Linked DNA regions of Mus musculus: region 2 is linked to region 1. The links are chromatin loops, found by intact Hi-C in ENCODE. Cell type or tissue: gastrocnemius. All regions are shown on one strand.

The links. Hi-C counts contacts between places; a loop is a spot of excess contacts. Peaks named below come from ENCODE experiments on the same cell type or tissue, not always from the same donor. Only the 100,000 strongest peaks of a DNase experiment are listed, where the experiment ranks them.
Region 2: a loop joins it to region 1, with 5 times the contacts of the local background. A loop is called at or near these places in 11 of 42 quality-filtered maps.

What each region holds. Positions count from the first base shown.
Region 1 is chr4:32,534,833-32,542,832 of GRCm38, forward strand. All of the region lies in intron 2 of Bach2 (BTB and CNC homology, basic leucine zipper transcription factor 2), which reads left to right. Among named protein-coding and RNA genes, the nearest start is that of Bach2os, 33 kb to the right of the region's middle. In gastrocnemius, CTCF peaks have their summits at 2,413 and 3,434 (motif pointing left); DNase peaks (open chromatin) are centred at 2,373, 3,448 and 4,354; H3K4me3 peaks cover 395 bases; H3K27ac peaks cover 1,802 bases.
Region 2 is chr4:32,145,059-32,153,058 of GRCm38, forward strand. No RefSeq gene overlaps it. Among named protein-coding and RNA genes, the nearest start is that of Gm52717, 12 kb to the right of the region's middle. In gastrocnemius, no CTCF peak of the experiment used is centred here; no DNase peak of the experiment used is centred here.

The DNA of each region.
Region 1 (8,000 bases):
TGAAAATTATTTTAAGCCTCCTGAAGTGATAACATTTGCATCAGTTGGGATGCAACTAAGCATTCATTTTTAAGATTTATTTTAGTTGTGTGCATTCATATATGTGTGTTCCTATGCATTCATCTGTGTGTGTGTGTGTGTGTGTGTGTGTGTGTGTGTGTGGCCAGAAGAGAAATATGTATGCCCTGCTGCTGGAATTACAAGCAATTGAAAGCTACCTGATATGGGTGCTGGGAACTAAACTCAGATCCTATGTAGAATCCATACCCTCTTAACTGTTGAGCCGTCTCTCCAGTCCCTAAACGTTCCTGAAGTACTTTTGTAAACAGTGGTACCTATATACCTCAAGTTTTGGTCACACCATGACCCACTTAAAAAAAAAAAAAGAGTCACCTATGCTTAGGTAAGCTTTATTAGCAAGGCCAGCATGTGATAATATAATAGTCATAACAACCTTGCCTCAGCACCATTCAGTTGGCTTCAAGGAAAGATGTTACTCAAGAGTACAGCATGGTGCATGGGAACTAAGGACGCCTGGGTGTTTTCCTCCTGTAATGTACTGAGAACCATAGATTCTTAGTCTTAAAGACATGTGACCAAACACTAAGGAAAAAGGCTATTGTTGTTTTGTCTTCCGTATGTCCAGTGTGTCTAATGTAGAGGAAGAGGTAGTGGTGGGGGTGGTGCTGGTGCTGGTGCTGGTGCTGGTGCTGGTGGTGGCGGCAGCCTTTATTGAACAGTTACTTTATGGTGCATTGGGTTCTCCTATACACATTTAGCACATGGACTCTATAGGATTGTGATACTAAATTGCCACATGCCAAATAAGAAAACTGAGGCGGAAAAGTTTCATTAAATTGCTACAATGTCAGCTTCTCAACCGAGGACATGGGATAGCATCTCAGACAGCCCGGCTCCATGGCCCAGGTTCTGAATCCTCACATCAGAGATGGAAACAGTTAACACTCAATAAGCAAATAAGATCGTCTGTGCTTTAACAGCTGGGGAGATGAAGTCCAGGGTCTCCTGCCTGGCCGCTGTACACCCTTGGGGAACGGCATCCCCTGTAGCTCATGGTCCCCAGGAACCACACAGAAGGCATCGTGAACCTAAACTAGGAATGTAGTTTTATATAAGGAATGATGTGAGAAAAAAAATAAAAGAAGTTGAAGAGCAGTTTACAATGGTAAGAGAAAACACCTGAAATTGGAATAAATCATCTCCACGTTTCTTTCATTTCACCCACAAATGCCTCTCTTCAATTCAGGTCACTTACTGGAGACCTTGCTTTTTTGGGTAACTAAACTTAGACAAACCTACTTCTGTCAGGGTCCCCCAAAAGACACCTGACACCTCAGGAATGTGACAGTAATCATTGTGTTATGCAGGGCCACACACACCCCAGAGCTGCCTGTGTCCTTGGTCCCTAAAGCCAATGCAGGTGGCACCCTACATGGCTAGGGGTCTGCTATGACAAGAGCATCCTGAGATGGGAGACCACCCTGGCTGACCTACTGGATTCAGTACACCTCCCTTGGAGAGGGAGGCATGAGACAGAAAGCCCAGTGTGGAGGTCAAATTCTACACAGCGGCTGGTGGAAAACGCTTCCGGGGCACAGACTGCCCCAGGAGAGCTGCCTCTCCCCTGCCTTCTTCTCAACCCTGGCGATGGCTGCCTTCAACATATCATCTCACTGTGCTAGTTCGCCTAAATTCTGCTCATCTGTATAATGTTTTCGTTTAAGAACGGGTTCATGACACATGGCTTTAATCTTATCACCTGGGCGGCAGAAGCAAGTGGGTCTCCCTGAGTCTGAGGTCAGCCTGGTTTACCCAGCATCCCACAGCAGCGGAGCTAAACAGTAAGACCCTGTCTCAGGAGTTTTGAGAGAGGGAAGAGGGGGATCCTCGAGTTCCATGGGAGCTTTTGCTTCATTTGTTTGTGCGGCTCCTGTGTCCGACAGTCCCTGGAGCACAGAATGAGTGACTGACCTTAACGGCTGGTCCTTCAAGAAATCTGTAGGCTACAGGACTGCACCCTGTCTTCCATCACCTGCCTGCCTTGGCTGTTTGAGAATCTCTGTATATTTCCTGTTGTAGCCACTACATGGTAAAAATAGCCCACATGGTTTCCAGCTGGAACTCATTTCCGTAAGTGCTGTGTCCAGGTTGTGACTCTGGTTAACTAGGAGCAGTGGGGAGTTGCGTTAGCCATCCAAGGTCTTGAACTGGCTGGTAGGTTGTTCTTACGACTGCCAACTCTTCCTCCTCCTGGCCTCCCTGTGTTCTTCCAGTGCTGCCTGTGTTCCAACCACAGTGGGAGCTCTCCTGGACTTCCGTAACTGGTTTGTCCCTGCCTAGGCTGGTCCCCAAATGCAGTCAGTGTGATCTCCCTAATGCTCGCCTGCATGGCACACTGCAGTGCCTCCCCATGGCCTGCCAACCTCTTTTGTGGTTGAGAATGGCCTTTCCAGTCTTGGGTCTGCTCCCTCCTCTCCAGCGTCATAGTTCCTCCTCCCCTGCTGCCGGAGTCCTGCCCCACAAGCCCTGTGCCCTAGTCTCTCCTGTGCCATTGCACATTGCTTTCTGCCAGCTCCAGCAGCCTATGAACCACTCCCTCGGGGTTAGATACCCTTCCACCAGCAGCTTTCTATTCTTACTACATCCTACCTGTTATTAGCTTGTAAGATCTGCTGACTTGTCCTGTCTCGTTAGTCCAGATCCTCACTAGCGAGGTACTCTTTCTTCATTTTTTTGGTGTGTGTGTGTGTGTGTGTGTGTGTGTGTGTGTGTGTGTGTGCGCGCGCACGCACATGTGCGCATATCTCCCTCTCTCCCGGCCCCTACACACACACACACACACACACACACACACACACACACTGCCCCGCCCCACCCCACCCCTACAATGGAACCACAGAAGATGGCTGGAATGAATTTGTTAAAGGAAGTGATTTGTACTCTACTTTGTAAAGTTATTTGTCACCCACATTGTCCCTGTAGGGGACACATAGCCTTTCCTGGGTGAGTGACACCTCAGCCTATGAACCTAATCCATACATATCTTCCTTTGGCACTTTCGCTCCAGAATCACTGTACCTTGTGGTGACAATGAGCCAGGAGAACTACAGAGTGTCTGTCTGTCTTAAGGGGTTACTTGTTGGTCAAGTTGGCAACTCATAAAATCCTCTTCCAGTACAATCCAGTCACCATTAAAAACCAGCCTCCAGTAACCAGCTAAGAAAAAATATCCTCTAGGTGATGGACAAACAACAGGCTCAGAGTCCCTTCCCCACCCCCAGGAAAGCACAGTTTGAATTTTACATGTTTGTTTGAGGCAGTTTGCCTCTCCAACCTCACCCTCTGACTTTTCCTTGTGACCCAGATATAGGAATATCTTGTGTTCTCTTGCTCCCTCTCCTGGCCTGGCCTGCCTTTAGCAAGAAGAGCACGCTCTTAGAATTGGCACCGACTGGGTGGTGGGGGTCTGAGCAGCTGAACAAAGCCACCAGCCAGCTCAGCACGGTTTATTAGAAGATCCACGGGAAACCAGCAACAAAGTCTTTTCTTCATATTTGCAGTGCAGCCTGACTGAGTGAGGAGGGGCGGTGCTGGCACTGGGAAGACATGAGCCTGGCATCCTTTCTAAGGGATGAAATGCTTCCCAGAAAAAAAAAAAGGGGGGGGGGGAGGCATTGCCCAAAAAAGCACTAGATAACTACCCTTTTTACAATGTCTCCCTGAGGACATAGAGAACCATGTATGCTGGTTACTCATTATCCAGTCTAGTGCAGTAATAACCCCTCTGATAGTCTACTCCTAACATGCACCAGACAAAGTCCTGTAACAGCTGGCCTATGTCATGGTGAGGAGCAGGACTATGCACCTTTCCCACCCAAAGATGGAATGTGAATGCTCTTCAGAGCCTGGCCACGTTGTGCATCCTTTCAGGCACACGGGCCTGAGACAGGACACAGGGCTTTCCCTGGTGATGGAGGGACAGCATTATAGCCCGCACTCTTCATGAGGAGAGCCAGGACATCACTGGTCTTCCGAAGGCTGACCCTGCTCCCTTTTTTATTGATCACATGGCTTCTTCTTAGGCGCTTCATAATCCTGCCAGTTCACCGTGTGTTGCTTTCCAAAATATCTTGCCTGCTAACCATACCGTCTTTCCTACTTTCCTTTCCTTTCTCATGCTGACCTAGGATGGCTTGACCAAATCTAAAGTTTTCCAACTTAGCAGACTGAGAACAGGACAGTTCAGTTTACAGAGTTCACTCTCCGCGCCTTCACTTTCCCACGAGCTCGCAGGCTGCTGCCCTCTGAGCTGCAGCTCTGGCAGAGTGTGTCCTATCTCAGCACCCATCTGCTCTGCTCTGTGGTGTCGTGCGCAGTGCCTGGCTTTCCCAAGGTGCCAAGCCCTTTGTGTTCTGTTGCCTCTTTCGAGACAGAAGGAAGACACTCATTCCGGGTGTTTATGGAAGGTCTTTTCCTAGAAAGCCACGAGGTTGTTCTTGTGTCTTTACTGAGGTCAGGGTCCCTGTGTGCGCAGAGCGGTGACTGATTTGTGTTAGTTCTGTGCCCTCTCATTACGCAGCCTGCTTCTGTTTCAGCTTAATATGTTAGAGAACACACTCACGCTCTTCCTCTCATCTATTGTCCCAGGAACTTTAACAATGGTGTGGGCGAACATTGAGACACCTGTTTCATGTGCCGTTTGCACAGTCTAAGTTCCTCCACGATAGAATTTTTTTTTTTTGCTTTCAAGTTTACGTTATGACCCAGAATAATGAATGTTCAAGTAATATTTTGTGCTGGTTAATTAGTAACATCTTATTTATAAAAGTTACCTAATTTATTCAGAATTCATGCAGAAAAAATACAAAGTGAGCATTTCTTTATGATCTAGTGGTTTCAGTCCAGTAGAGTAGTATTTGATTTGATAGGAAAATGTGACCTTTTGCTGATGTTATCGTCCTCTGAAATTTACAGAATCGTCTTCACCGTGCATATGTTTAGTAAACTTCTAGTATAGTCCATGCAGGAGGCACATCAAAACTTTAAGTTGAAGAACTCATTATCTAGAGAGAGATTGTGGAATATTCACATGATATGAAAGAACACTGGAAAACAGCTCTTACATGGTGGTCTGCTAGTAGTGTCTGTTGCCCAGGTCAAAAAAGGAAGGCACCAATTGAATTGGCACCTCCTTTATAGAGATTTCTCCTGGCTCCTTCATTCTCTGCCAATGGACACCCCACTCTGTCCTCCACAGTTTCCATAGGTACCATTGTCGTAGGGCTGTTGGAGAGGTCAGGTCCAAGTGCACCTAAGTACTTAGTACAGCGTCAGTAAATGCTAGAAGTCAAAAGCAAGGCTGAGCATGATTAGAGAAGACAACTAGAAGTACCAAAATGATGAGATTGAGGGAATTTTGGAAGTCATACAAGGAAGGCAGAAAGAAGAGAGTCCCTTCTCAAACAGACTGTGTCAGGAACGTTCACTCAGAGATTCTCCAACCTTCCCCTGACACTCCAGAGAGATCATGGAAGTATGGGGAGAGAGGAGACAGATAAGGCATTAGCAGGAAGGAGCATACATGGGCAAGGACCTGGCCGTGACTTCTGATTTGGCTTACATTTTCCCTACAATGGTGATGCAACCTAGAAATTGTTAAGCCCTGGTCTTCCATACTGATTACAGAATAAAATAATAATACTGTCCGGACACTTTCTAGCTTAGCTGAGGTTTTCAGAGCTGTGCCACACTGAAAGGTGGCTGCTTTTAAAATGTGTTGAGTGAGTTCTGTGGTTCCTGCCATCCAGAAACCAGATGCTTACTACAGAAGAGTGCATCCTGGCCAGCGTGGTTTTCACTGTGGTCCGATTTTCTCCTTCAGTAACTACAGTTCCATCAAAATACTGGAACACTCCTGAGTACGGTGGGAACCTCAACCTGCATCTTTAACAACATGTTCAGAAATGGTTTGAATCACCCAAAATGAGACCACCTGGTGTTCTTGAGGTTTGGCATTTCAAAAAAAAAAAAAAAAAGTTCATTTTCAGGATATTTGGATATCCTTATTTAAAGTTGTTTTTTTTTAAGGTATTTTCCCAGTTGGGAGTTATGAGTAAAGAGCTCTTGCATAATAATTCCCAGTATGTCCAAAATAGATGGCCCCAGAGCAACCTCCCAGGTACATTCTGGGTGCACCTGTGGTCATTTCCCCTTCTCAGCATCTCTGAAGATACTGTGAAGAGCATGTTTCAGCCCCACAGAAACTGGATATGACCAACCACAGTCATTGTTGGAAATAGCTGCCTCTCGTGCCTCAGCTCTGCTGCTACCAGAATGACACAGTTGGCAAAAACAGGGCCTTGTCTTCATGCTCCAGCCACCTGAAGTCCTGGAGTCACTACACTTCCCAGTAAAGACTTGCCCCAGTCCCTGCTATTAGTATTTGCAAGCTTATGGTCCTGGCATCCCAGAACTGCCACTCCATCCGTTCTCACACACAAAGCATAGAGCGGCTAGGCAGAAAGGGAGTGAGGAGGCTGGGTGGCAGCCCTGACCTGTGTTCTGACCCAAACATGTGGCTGTTGTGTCACCAGAACTTCTCCAACCCAGCAAAGCTCTACCCTGTGTCTGCCTGCCTTTGGCTTTAGGACAACCATTGACCAGCTCCTATGTGACTATTTAAGTCTGCTCAGAGCACAGGTGGTGCCTGCACCAATCTTAAATGTCCTCCTTTGACACAGACCATGGTGCAAACAGAACAGAAGTCAATCCCTTTGGAGAGAAAAATAATAATTTTTACATATGATTTTTTTACTAACGTTGTGCAACCTTGTTGTCACAGCCTCAAGTAATGCAATCAGCTTGCCTCTCCTACTTTAATGTGGTGGTCAGGAAAGGACTTAAGTGAAGAAAAACAAAGACTGTTGAAGTACTAAGACCTCTGCGGTAGAAGCCTCTGTAGGACTGCCATGCCTTTGTCCTTCCTGCAAGCCCCAACTTGCATTGCAAAGGCAAGGGCTCTGCATGTCTCTCACCCTTCCAAGCAGATCCTCTGCATCCCCTAGTCCTGTCCAGGTCAGTCCTATTTTGCAAACAAAGGGAGGAACTGGAAGAAGATGAGTGGCTTAGGGAAGCCTTCCCCATTTGGCTAGCGGTCCTTCCTTGGTGCACTAGGCCCTTGTGGCTAATTGGAGGAAGGGTGATATACGTACTCTATTGCTTCCACAGGTCAAGAAGGTAAATAACACTCTTCATCAGAGACATGTGATCTGCCAAAATTTTTATATTTATTTCAGATGGAAAATATGACTTCATTTCTTTCAGGAATGTAGGCAGGACATGTGTCTTCAAATACGTGATGGATAAGCATGAGAGGAGGATTCAAGCCGCTTGCCACAGTAGCCCGTGCTAGAGCTAGCTCAGTTCAGTTTGGCCCATCGTTACTGAGAACCTATGATGAGTGATTTACATTGAAAATGGTGGGAAATAGGGGAGATGAGTTTCCTGCTGAACTCGTAGCTCAATGATGACAGAAGCTCACAAGCTTGGCATTGATAGGGACAAGCAGTCAATAGCCAGAGAAACCCAGGAAGGAGGAAAGATGGTGAGAGTCCTGTCCTCTATCTATGTGTAAAGTAGAGGAGATTTCTTTTAAGTCATGTATTTGATGTGTGCGTGCATAGTAGGCGTGAGTGCCTACAGAGACCATGCACGTGTGCATGTGTACGAGTGCCTACAGAGACCAGAAGAGGGTATGGAGTCTCTTAGAGCTGAAGCAAGGGTGCTGGGAACTGAACTCAGGTCCTCTGGAAGAGCAGGAAACACTCAACCTCTGGGCCATCTCTCCGGCTCCAGCAGGACTAACTTTTACATTTTGAGGTTTAGCTTACTAGCATGGTCATAAATACAATTGCTTAAGTAACCCAAACAACCTAGTGAAAACCTAGTGAAGATGCAGCATCGCACTGAAACGTGTGTTT
Region 2 (8,000 bases), 390 kb before region 1:
CACACACACACACACACATCATCATCATCATCATCATCATCATTATCAATACCTTTCCTAAATTTGGGCAAACACCACCTACTAACAACTGGAAAATACTACAGAATGGCTGATTCCTTCCTGTTTTCTGTGCTATTTTCCTGAGCAAGCATATTACCAACCAATGCTTTAAAAATATTTTTATAATTCTTTAAAATTTTCATACAATGTATTTTGAACACACACACACACTCTTTCCTTTACCACCCACCTCTCTTCCCACCTGTACTGGCTAGTTTTATGTTGACTTGATACAAGCTACAGTCATCAGAGGAGGGAGTCTTATGAGAAAATGCCTCCTGAAGATCAGGCTGTAGGCAAACCTGTAGGGCATTTTCTTAATTAGTGATTACTAATGAGATCTCAGCCCATTGTGGGTGGTGCCATAATTCCTGGACTGGTGGTCTTGGATTCTATTTTTAAAAAGCAGGTTGAGCAAGCCATGGGGAGCAAGCCAGTAAGCAGCACCCCTCCATGGCCTCTGCATTAGCTGCTGCCTCCAGCCATGCTTGAATTCCTGTCCTGACTTCCTCTGATAATAAACTGTAATGTGGAAGTGGAAGCTGAACAAGCCTTTTCCTCTCCAACTTGCTTTTGCTCATGGTGTTTCATTGCAGTAATAGAAACCCTAACTAAGATACCTCACGACTTTGAGCTTCCTCTTCTTCTTCTTCTTCTTCTTCTTCTTCTTCTTCTTCTTCTTCTTCTTCTTCTTCTTCTTCTTCTTCTTCTTCTTCTTCTTCTTCTTCCTCTTCTTCCTCTTCTTCCTCCTCCTCCTCCTCCTCCTCCTCCTCCTCCTCCTCCTCCTCCTCCTCCTCCTCCTCCTCTTCTTCTTCTTCTTCTTCTTCTTCTTCTTCTTCTTCTTCTTCTTCTTCTTCTTCTCCTTCTTTGATCTCTTGGTACAGTAATACGTCATTAAGAGTAACTTTAATAATATGTCTACTTAGCAGAGTAATAGTACTGGATTCTCCCTGCAAGGACCAATCTAGCTGCATGTTTTTGGTCCCTTTAATAATGACAGTGCTAGGATTCCATCTCATGGAATGACTCTTTGAGGCCATCAGAAATTGGTTGTTACTCTAATCACATCTGTGCCAATATTGCACTAGTTAGCCTGCTTTTTCAGACTAGTCATTGCCGGAGTTTTCAGGATCACAGATAAATGAGACTAAGGCTTACCTTTCTGTGGCATCAAGCATGAAACCTTCCAGCACCATGAATGCCATAAATCAGGGGCGAAGTTTGCAGGTGAGTACTACTGTGACATGTCCATGCCCTGAGATTTAAATATAGTGGCCAATACTTTAAAATTATTTCTACATTTGGGATTCTGGGCATCGTTTATTAGCATTATTTATTTAAAAATTTAAAATTGGCTGCCTTCACTAATAAACTGAGCTGCACAGACAGTGAAGTGAATAGGTTTCCCACTACCTTGCAATATAAAACAAAATGTCTCCTAATGTCACAGGAAACCATGATCCAAGAGAGGCCTCCGGAAGATGCCTTTACAGTGCGTGACTCTCTACCACAGAGAGGTTTATCAAATGTGCTTCATTCCATGTGAGAGCCTTGTCTGGGAAGGCAAGTAAAAGGCTGAAGGTTCTGTCCCGGGGCCTCCTGCTAACCACCTGCCAGAAGCCAGAAACATGAGAGAGAGGAATGCTTTATGGGGAGTATTTCTTCACCAACACCCCATGAATGAGGCACCACTTAATGGTATTGCATTGAAGAGAAACTTAGGCACAGAGCAGTTAAACAATACACAGCAAGGAGGTGCTGAGTCCAGAATTTGAACAGAGTCAGTCTACTGTGCTACAACATGTGACACTGGCAGAGAGGAATGAGAGAAAGCCAAATGAGGTTCACATAGGCTCTGGCATTTCCTGTTACATCCAAGATGCATTCTAAGATCCAAGATGGAATCTAAGGTGCATTCTGAAACAAATGTAAGATGTGGGCAAGATAGCTCAGGAGGTATAGGCACTTGCTACATAAACCTGAATTTGATCCCCAAAACTCATCCAAAAGTGGAAAGAGAGATAACCAAGTTTACAATGTTGTCCTCTGACTTCCACAACACACACACAAACACACAGATTAAGGAATATATAAATGACTCTCCCTCATTTCCAGGCTTGGGCCAGATGCAGCAGCTGTTTCTCCCACCTCTGGCTGTCTTACTGAACATCACTGCATCACTGCCAAGGGTCCTTGTTCACAATGCAGGCTTATCACACACACTGGATGGCAGTCTTGTCATGGCAAGTACCTCTAGCTGAACACAGAGGAGGGAAACACAATGGAACACAGGAGAGCCACTCAGGTCCCAACGAGCAGACAGCCAAAGTCCCTTGAGCCAGGAAGGCAGAGGTCATCCTGAACAGCCAAAGAGGTATAGCTGTGAGGGGTCTTCCTTCTTTGTGGCAACTTTGAAAAGTTGGTAGGCATTCAGGGCAGTTTATTTTCAGCCTTCCCTGGCCTTTCTCCATCTGGCGGACTGGTGAGATACATGACATCACAGTCTAGTATGCAGCCGTCATGCACACTTACATTTTGGGGAACCAGAGTCTTGTTGCACTGTCTATGTCTGCTCTGGGGTTCATGTTGTCACATCTCCACTTTCATAACTCAGTAGATTAATTCCGAAGGAAGTTCAGGTTTTACCAGTAAGTCTCCAAATGTGGGTTCAAGTATAGGAATTTTCCTATCCTTGGCTAATGAAGTCACCCTTTCATTAGCCAAATAAACACTGTAAGAGCATTTGCTCAACAGCAGGCACTGCACTGGGCTATAGAGGGATTTTTTTTTTTTTGTCCCATTACCATTGAGAGTTCAAGCCACTGACCTACAAAAGCCATCATCTGCCTGCTTTCCAGAAGCTGTAATATTTGGATATCTGAGTAGGGTCTCTAGGAGATGGTTCCATAAGCCCAGAGAAAGCTGCCTGGCTTCTAGGGACTGAAGGAATCACAACGGTTTTCAGGTGGCAGGCTGCTTAGCTGGAATTTTGTGTTACTGGTAGAAGGCACTAACCAATCTGGGCCTCAAAACCTATCAAGTGAGCTGAAAAGAAAAATCTCTCCCCTCTTTTGATCTGAGAGCTTGTTGCTGTTGTGGGGTATCTTATAGGAGTGCTAACCATTGAAGCTGGTCTTGAAGGTCTGGTGATTCGCTCTGCAGTTGGGAATCGCGAGTCATATCTGCAGAATCTCAAAGAGCAGCTCTGAAGACGGAAGATTGTGTTCTTTGTGATAGCAACACACAGGCGCTTGGAAACTCAAATCTTGGTCTTCCTTGCCGGAAACGGCTCCTTTTTGGCTGGTAAAGCAAGAAATGGAACTCTCTCAGAGTCTGCAGATCACAAACTCTTGATAGAGAGGTCTTCGACTAGAGCTCCAGGATTCCCAAGACATTCCACAGAAGCGGTTGGTAACGATGACTTCTGACCTCGTTCTCCTGGCCATTCTTCGTATACATCCCTTTGCCTTTCTCAAAGGATGTTAGTTGAAGAAAGGGTTCCTATACTAAGGGAAAGAAAGAGTGAGGGAGGAAAAGAGGAGATGGGAGAGAAAGGAGGGAGGAGGGCTTAGCAGAGAGACCATAGCCCATGAAAACCACAAGACCTACAAGGCTCACACAGCTTCTTAGAGAAAGCACTGTGTAGCTGGTGAACTTCCTGCAGGGGACTTCCCAAGCACACCTCAGTTAGTGGCTGTCTGCTCAAAGATGCCAAGGCTTTTGATTTCTCTCTTATGATCAGTTATAGGCAGTATCTAATGCTGATTCCCTTCGCCTTTTATTTAGCAATTTCCAAAATGAATTGGGCCTTACAGCTTTTGCCCTCTTCCTAGGGAGAACACTAGCTATGTGCTGTTATTTCGCCCAAGACAATCTTTTCACAGGGAGGCTTCGGTGTAGCTGAGCTGTTTGTCACATCTTGCTGCTGGGAGAGATTACACTATGAAAAGATGAATAGAACTGAAGCAATGTATTCAACAGTAACCACTCAGGAAAACAAATTCCTTCCTACACGAATCTCCCTTGGTAGCCACCGCTTCTATTACTGACTGGCTTCACTTTCTTGTCGGCATAAAAACAACCATCCAAGGTAAAATGTGTATGATATCCCAACGAATACCCACTGTCAAGAGGTTCCACTGTTTGACCCACCCTGCCCCCTACTTCCTCCGTACACCTGTGCTTATATTCTGGTGCCTGGCAACACATGGCAAGCAAGAGGTGATAGCCCAGGGGAATCCCCCGCCAAAGGGCAGATCTGACAAGACCATTATCAGATGAGACTGAGGTGTGAGGTGACTCAGACACTGTGAAATTTAAAAAAAAAAGCATGTTCATGTAGACCGGCTTTTCCTCTATCAGACAGCACGCCCTTAAGATGCTGTGTCTGAAGCAGCTCTGAAAACCGAGTCCTCTGTTAAATGAGATAGAGGCTCTTGTTGTTCAAATGATTCCCATAAGACAGACTTTTAAAATCAAAAGTCTTTTGCCCATTCGTACATTCGCTGAGCATGTACAAATCTTTTCAGGGCTTTGAGCTGAGTGCTGGCTCTGGAAACGGGGAGAAATAAGACAACTCCCTGCACAAACATTAGACAACCACTCTTTTAAAAAGTGTCAGGGCTTTTCTCCAAGATGGTGGCAAAGGTGGTTAAAAAAAAAAAAAGAAAGCTCTTGCCCCTTGCAAAGCCAAAGCAAAGGCCTTGATTTGCCTAAGAAGGCAGTCACAGCCGCAAAAAGAAGATCCGCATATCACCCACCTCTTGGCAGACCAAGACTCTGCAGCTCTGGAGGCAGCGTAAATACCCTCAAAGGAATGAACCCAGGAGACACAAGCTTGAGAACCATGCCGTCATCAAATTCCCTCTAACCACCGGGTTAGCCTCTCGAGAAGATAGAGGACAACGACATGCTCTTGTTCACTGTGGATGTCAAGGTCAACAAGCACCAGACCAAACAGGCCGTGAAGAAACTCTATGACATTGATGTGGCCAAAGTCAATACCCCGTAAGGCCTGATGGACAGAAGAAGGTGTACGTAGTAGGTCCGCTTGGCTCCCAATTATGATGCTCTGGATGTTGTCAGGAAGACTGGGGTCATCTAAACTGAGACCAGATGGCTAATTCTAAATATACAATTTTTCTTCACCATATGAATGAATGAATAAGTAAATAAATAAATAAATAAATAAATAAATAAATAACATGTTAAGTCTCAAAGAAACCCAGGACCAATGGCTAGCTGAGGTGGTTATCAACATATCAAAGCTGACACTGGCTGCCAGGCTCTCCATTACAGAGTAGCTGTTACAGAGTCCTGGCTTCCTCTCCAGCCCCCGACCTTAAAGTCCCCCTTCCTCTAGCATGTCTTTTTCTATAAAACTCTGCCATTATGGTTACGTGCTCTCTCCATCCGGTCATCGTCTTGGCTCCTGGTCCTCTCCCTTGCCCTCTCTTCTCTCCTCGTCTCTCTCACTCCCCTCCACTCCTCCTTACATGACCGCGCTCAGTCTGGACTCTTCCAACCACCTCTGGCTCTGCTCTCTCTCTCAGCTACGATTCTCCTCAACCATACTTAGCGGCAGTCACGTCTTCCCTTTCGTTTGCTTTGGACTAGTGGCTGAGCAGAGTGACGGAGTGAAGTCTGGGTTTCTTTCCCCCTCTCTGTCCTTGTCAGCCTGTTCCTCCACAGCAGGCCCTCCCACCCCTCTCCTCCCAGGTTTTAGCTTCAGTTCTGCTTTGATCCCGTTTTCTGTGGTTGCCTATTTGAAGTACAGTGGGATCCAAACACACCTGGGAAGTTACTCTTTGAAGAGAGAACGGGAGATAAGGACATCTAGCTTGTATAAAAAGATCATTAGAGATGTCTCATTAGCAAATATGCCTCTGCCTGTTTATGGTCAGGGATCTGAGAGTTAAGAGAGAGCAATTAGAAGGAAGGTGGAAAGATTCAGATGCTGCTCCTGTTGGGAGTCTGCAAGGCTTGATGAAATGCTGTCCTTCAAAGAGACCAACCACTCACTGGTCCAGGTTGATCATACCAGACAGACACCTTTCACTCCTGGGTACAAGTAGAGACATCAATTTGTCCTCACTGGGTTGATTTACATTTGGGTGGTTGTAATCTCCTCACCTATGAAGCCTGGCCAGGCCTACCATCTGAGACACAATATACTCTAAGCCCTTGGCATCCGTGGCAGAATTAGTGGCCCCTTTTATTAGTATGCCCAGTGGCCCCTTTTGGAACTTGTACCTATTTCTCCTTCAACATTAGGCACAATCACCAGAGGCGATCAGAGGTGATAAAAATATGATCGTCAGGAGTTTAGAACATCTGGGGTGAATGTCTGGGTTCTTTCACCAGCAAGTAACCCAGACCAGTAAAACTGCCTCCGGAGGAGATGGACAGCAAATAGGGACCTAGAATAGCATCAGAAACCATCACAACCAGCCCATATGTTATAAAGGTTTTTGGTGGAGTAGGAGCTAAAAGGCAAGTCAGATACTATGGGGTGAGCCACCACCGCCTGGAAAGATCTAGAAGAACTGGAGGAATTTACTATAGAGCACAATGTCTCTGCTTAATGTGAGGGGCAGACTAGCCTCTGCACTCTGCGCCTCACCATTTGACAGCAGAACCAGGGGTCTTTTTATAGAGGGCAGAGGAGATTTTATAGCACAAGCGGCAACCAGGCTCTCTGACTCTCGGGACGGAAGCAGGGAAGCCAGAGGAAACAGTATATGTGTAGCCATATTCTCTCTAATATAAAGTCACTTCACCAGTGAGAGATTCTGGTCCTGAGGAAGCCCACTCATTAGGGACTCCAGCTGCCTATTGGTTTCTGTGAAATGGGGGGAGGTGATACAAAGGCCCGTGGCCTGAGCAGCCACTGGATTCTAGTATTACATTCTGACACAGGCCCACAAGTGTTGGGAACCCATGGGGCCAGGCCTTAAGAAAGTGCAGCAAGCAGAATCATCGGAGAAGGAACTTGGAGATGATACATCAGGAAATCTAACCTTGCTAGGTGCTTAGGAAAGGCCTTTGTGAGACAGAGGATGAGCAGGATGATGTCAGGCAGACACAGGCAGAGGGAATATTAAGAGACACGGAAGCAAGAAGGGGGTCGCAGAGCAAATGAGAAATGGATAGAGGCATGGAGTGGAGAAGGGAGGCAGGCACTGGACCAAGGCATTTGTGGGGAATCCTTGCCTCAGATCTTCAGTTATTATTGACACATTTTCAGCAAGAGAAGCCATCACTCAGCTTCTATGCCGTGAGCTCACGCTGGCACTGTGCACAGAAGCATTGCGTCTAGAATGCTCTGTCTATATTAAACTCTGTAAACCAGGCCCTAGGTTACACGGGATGTATACAAAAACGACCGAGAGAGCACAGCCAGAGGAAGGTGGGACGGGAGGTACCCTGGGAAGCAGGAAAAGAAGGCAGGCTTGGCCAGCAGTATTAACATTGCCAGAGAACAACGGCAGTATTAAGTAACATTAGAGGGCAAAGAAGTGTTAAATGACGTCATCCGAGAGCTGCAGCAGTGCTGTGACATCAGAGGTCAGCAAGAGAGGACATCCGCTTTGCTCTCGATTAAATATCAGTGTGACTTAGGAAAACATGCTAATTGGGAAGTTACTGGGAATCTATCTGGAGGAAACAACGCAAGCGTCCATGTATATGACCATGATGGTTTCGCTTATAGTGCACAATAAAGCTAGGTGGTAAACCAATCTTACAGTCTTTCATCCTTATGGTAGAGAACTGACTAAGCTGAAAGATAAAATTTCATTAAAGTATACTGCAATCATTAATCTGCTATGATGTGTCTGAAATTCCTTCACACGTGAGCCTGTGGCTGAGTCTCTGTCATGTGATGTTAGCCTGTCCTCCTGAGTCTCCCTTACAGTCACCCACACACCACAGGTGTTCTA